Linked DNA regions of Homo sapiens: region 1 is linked to region 2. A link is an interaction called in ENCODE POLR2A ChIA-PET data of the cell type or tissue named here. Cell type or tissue: A673. All regions are shown on one strand.

Region 1 (2,500 bases), 1.1 Mb before region 2:
TTTTTTTTGAGACAGTTTCACTCTGTTGGCTATGCTGCAGTGCAGTGGCACAAATCACGGCTCACTGCAGCCTCTACCTACTGGGCTCCGGTGATCCATCTCAGCCTCCCAAGTAGCTGGGACTACAGGTGCACACCACCACACTGAGCTAACTTGTTGTATTTTTTGTAGAGACGGTTTTGCCATGTTGCCCAGGCTGGTCTCAAACTCCTGGGCTCAAGCCATCCTCCCATCTCAAGCCTCCCAAAGTGCTGGGATCATAAGTGTGTACCACGATGCCCAGCCCAGAAAGAACTTTGGTACCTGAATCAGGTATGCTGCCACCATAGTGGCACTCCTGGAGCGCCCAGCCTTACAATGCACGTAAACACACTGGCCCAGCGACTGGTACTTGAGAGCAAATTGGACTCCCTTCTGGAGGTTGTCCAAGGTGGGGATCCCAGTCATGTCTACTGTGCTGAGCCGCAGCTGCTCGACTCCTAGTCTCTTCCACTCCTGGAACCAGGTCCACCAGTATGAAAAAGAGAATGAAAAAAAACTATGTGGGTGGGATGATAAGGGGCTCCCAAGAAGCAGCAAAGCAACAAGGAAGTTTCAGGGTTTACTACAATGGGAATACACTGTTGCCTGTTTTCTAAAATAGAAACTTCTTACAGAAATGCTTTTTTTTCCCATTCCAGGTGAGGACAGAAATGTCTTTAAAATGGCTGGCCTACATGGTTGGTTTTTCATCAAGCAACAGCTATGCTGCTGAGTTAGAATTATGTCCAAGATTTAAAGTGTTCCTTTTTTTTTTTTTTTTTTTTTTAAAGACAGAGTCTCGCTCTGTTGCCCAGGCTGTAGTACAGTGGCGTGATCTCAGCTCACCACAACCTCCACCTCCCAGTTTCAAGCGATTCTCCTGCCTCAGCCTCCCGAGTAGCTGGGACTACAGGCACGCGCCACCAAGCCTGGCTAATTTTTGCATTTTTAGTAGAGACGGGGTTTCATCATGTTGGCCAGGCTGGTCTCGAACTCCTGACCTCAGGTCATCCGCCTGCCTCAGCCTCCCAAAGTGCTGGGATTACAGGTGTGAGCCACCACACCAGCAGGTAAAGTGTTCTTAAACTACCCTTTGGGTACTTGAATATTTAGCTGCAAGATATTAGCTATATACATTTTAGCTGCAAAAAATTCAGCTGCAAACGTCTTAACATTTTATTTTGGCCGGGCATGGTGGCTCACGCCTGTAATCCCAACAGTTTGCAAGGCCAAGGCGGGCAGATCACCTAAGGTCAGGAGTTTGAGACCAGCCTGGCTAACATGGGGAAACCCTGTCTCTACTAAAAATACAAAAATTAGCCATGCGTGGTGGTGGATGCCTGTGATCCCAGCTACTAGGGAGGCTGAGGCAGGAGAATTGTTTAACCCTGGAGGGAGAGGTTGCAGTGAGCAGAGATCGCACCATTGTACTCCAGCCTGGGAGACAAGAGCAAAACAACATCTCAAAAATATATATATATTTTATTTTAGAGACACGATCTTGCTATGTCACCCAGGTCAGAGAGCAGTGGTATGCAATCATGGCTCCTTGCAGCCTCAAACTCCTAAGCTCAAGCAGTCCTCCCACCTCAGCCTCCCAAGTAGCTGTGACTACAGCTGCATGCCACTGTGCCTGGCTAATTTTGTTATTTTTGTGTGTGTGCAGATGGGGGTCTCGCTATGTTGCCCAGGCTGGTCTCAATCTCCTAGCCTCAAGCCATCCTCCTGTCTCAGCCTCCCAAAATGCTGGGATTACAGGCATGAGCCACCAGGCCCAGCCAGTGTAATTTTTTTGCATAATTTTGGCACCTGTGTAGTGATTCAGCTGCAGATTTGGGGTACAATATTTTGCCAAGGCTTTCTATTTCTCTGTCCATAAGTCTCTTTTTTACCACTGTTTTTTGAGGGAACATATGGTAGAAAATAGGGTTATCATTTTAAAATTAAAACAATGGGCCGGGCATGGTGGCTCATGCCTGTAATCCCAGCACTTTGGGAGGCCAAGGCGGGCGGATCACGAGGTCAGGAGATTTAGACCATCCTGGCTAACACGGTGAAACCCCGTCTCTACTAAAAATACAAAAAAATTAGCCGGGCATGGTGGCAGGCGCCTGTAGTCCCAGCTACTTGGGAGGCTGAGGCAGGAGAATGGCATGAACCCAGGAGGCGGAGCTTGCAGTGAGCCGAGATCGTGCCACTGCACTTCCAGCCTAGGCGACAGAGCAAGACTCCGTCTCAAAAACAAAAACAAAAATAAAATTAAAACAATGCACTGACCTTCATTAGTGCAATGTTATCACTTAGAAGAAATAGGTGGCCAGGTGTGGTGGCTCACGCCTGTAATCCCAGATTTTGAGAGGCCAAGGTGGGCAGATCACCTGAGGTCAGGAGTTCGAGACGACTTTGGCCAGCATGGCAAAACCCTATCTCCATAAAAAATACAAAAATTAGCCAGGCATGCTGGCAGGCACCTGTAATT
Region 2 (2,500 bases):
CTGTCAATGTATCTTGATCCTTTCCGCTTTTGTTCTTGCTCTGTCTCTTACTATCTCTGAAAATAAACATTAGATTGCTTGCTTTCTTTTATACCGTTGGGTATCCATCCTTACAGAGACTAATGATGGCTGCTGCTGCTGCTGCTGCTGATCAAGTTCATTAAAATGAACCATAGAAAAAACTTGGGATCCAGACTTCTCAAATTAGTGGTAACTATAGTTGTGGCTTAGATCCTGGGTCAGGATGAGTGCCCAGTGCTGTCAGCACTGACCAGAATTTATATAACTTCACAAATATAGGCTCTTTTGACTTGTCCCAGCTTTATTCTTCAATCTACAAACTTCATTATGACTCTCTCCTTCCCTGCCCTTGAATTGAACTTATAATATAGTCCTAATCATCTGTGCTTCCCTATATTCTGCAAATTTGATTTCCAAAAGTGACCTAGAATTCTAGTTCAATCCAGAGTATTCTCTAGAAATCTAAGGAAACTGAGCCTTTTCTTAATCTTGTCTGGACTTGGGGGTGGCAAATACCAAAAATAATGATATTTTATTTTTGTATCCTGGAAGGGTACTATTTCTTCAAGGGGAGATTGGGATAAAAGACAGATGGCTTTGTTGTCAGAAATGATTTACTCCTTCCTAAAATTTTGTCCTCATTAATTTTCTTAAAGCTGCCTGTCAGTTGATTAAAAGCTGCTTCCGCTGCAATTATCTTAAAGTTGACTTCTGAGATGTGGCACAAAGCATCTATCCTCAAAAAGTTCTTTTCTTCAGAACATTGTAGGAAAAGGGGGAAGAAGTATAGGAGAAGTAAGAGGTGTCTCTGGTGTGATTTGTCAGAGAAGGGAGGGGGGCAAGATAAAAATTAAAAATAACACTAGAACTGCAGTCAGAGCCATTCATTTAGGAAATTTTTCCATGACAGATTCACCAACTCTGACAGTGTCTTTCCTCTGTGGCCTCTTAGTAGAGTGCAGTCTATGCTGCATTTTATTCTCTTCACTCAAAAAAACTTTATTGAGCCCCTGTCATTGGTCTAGGAATGCAGCAGTGAACAAAATGGACCTAGTCCCTTCCTCTGTAGTGCGTCCATGTGCAATGCCTGGCTTCTTCTGGTCTTTTCACTGCCATCTCCCCAGCCCTCACTGTGCTTAGTTAGCTGCGGGAGGCATGCAACGTTTGCTTCCTAAGTGTGTGTTACTTTGAAATCTCATGTGCCCTGGGTTTCTCTGCATGTCCACGCATGTGCACCCTGCTCACCACCACTATCACTGTAACAGCCCATTACTCAGTACGCCCTAATTGAATCAAGGTAGTAATGAGATAATCCTGAAAATAGGGAGCATCTTACTCATTTCCACAATGTTTTCTTTCTTTTTTTTTTTTTTTTATTTTGAGATGGAGTCTCGCCTCAGCCTCCCGAGTAGCTGGGACTACAGGAGCCCGCCACCACGCCCAGCTAATTTTTTTGTATTTTTAGTAGAGACGGGGTTTCACCGTGTTAGCCAGAATGGTCTTGATCTCCTGGCCTTGTGATCTGCCCACCGCAGCCTCCCAAAGTGCTGGGATTACAGGCGTGAGACACCACGCCCAGCCCGCTGTTTTCTTTTTTTTTGTTTTTGAGACGGAGTTTCGCTCTTGTTGCACAGGCTGGAGTGCAGTGGCACGATCTCGGCTCACTGCAACCTCTGCCTTCTGCGTTCAAGTGATTTTCCTGCCTCAGCCTCCCGAGTAGCTGGGATTACAGGTGCATGCCACCACCCCGGCTAATTTCTGTATTTTTAGTAGAGACAGGGATTCACCATGTTGGTCAGGCTGGTCTCGAACTCCTGACCTCGTGATCCACCTGCCTCAGCCTCCCAAAGTGCTGGGATTACAGGCGTGAGCTACCGCGCCCAGCCTCATTTCCACAGTTCTAACCGATATCAGTGAGTTTCTCCAGGTTCTAGTTCCAGCACTGAGACATGATGAGAGGTTCCCAGTAGATAGTTTAAAAAGTGAAAGGCAAAACATCCTTTTTTTCAAGAATTGGAAAATCAATTCATATATTTGTAAAAACTGAAAGTATTTAATATAATCCCTGTCCTGAACAGAGAAATACTACTTCTTACACACACACACACACACACACACACACACACACACACACAAATGGATCAAGCAAAAGATACAGAAGCATTGTCTTATCCAAGGTGAATCTCTAGAACTCATTAGACCATTTCCTTTGAGATGTAGAAAGACACAGAAGTTCAAGAACTTGTGTTGTGCTCTGTGCCCAGAGATGTGGAAACCAGAGTAATTGCTTTCTTTCTATTTATTTATTTTTTGAGATAGAGTTTCACTCTGTTGCCCAGGCTGGAGTGCAGTGGCGTGATCTCGGCTAACTGCAACCTCTGCCGCCCGGGTTCAAGCAATTCTCCTGCCTCAGCCTCCCAGGTAGCTGGGATTACAGGCACCTGCCACCAGCCTGGCTAATTTTTGTATTTTTAGTAGA

Evidence for each region. Peaks named below come from ENCODE experiments on the same cell type or tissue, not always from the same donor. Only the 100,000 strongest peaks of a DNase experiment are listed, where the experiment ranks them.
Region 1: POLR2A ChIA-PET joins it to region 2 with 6 read pairs; 2 of 35 experiments call an interaction of 5 or more read pairs at or near these places.

Annotation. Positions count from the first base shown.
Region 1 is chr11:47,567,695-47,570,194 of GRCh38, reverse strand. It overlaps PTPMT1 (protein tyrosine phosphatase mitochondrial 1), which reads right to left. Exons shown (of 4, transcript NM_175732.3): 3 at 304-495. Among named protein-coding and RNA genes, the nearest start is that of PTPMT1, 3.3 kb to the right of the region's middle. In A673, no CTCF peak of the experiment used is centred here; no DNase peak of the experiment used is centred here.
Region 2 is chr11:46,424,967-46,427,466 of GRCh38, reverse strand. The region is part of intron 14 of AMBRA1 (autophagy and beclin 1 regulator 1); the gene reads left to right. Among named protein-coding and RNA genes, the nearest start is that of MIR3160-2, 26 kb to the left of the region's middle. RefSeq lists an enhancer at 1-103. In A673, no CTCF peak of the experiment used is centred here; a DNase peak (open chromatin) is centred at 1,023; H3K27ac peaks cover 1,192 bases.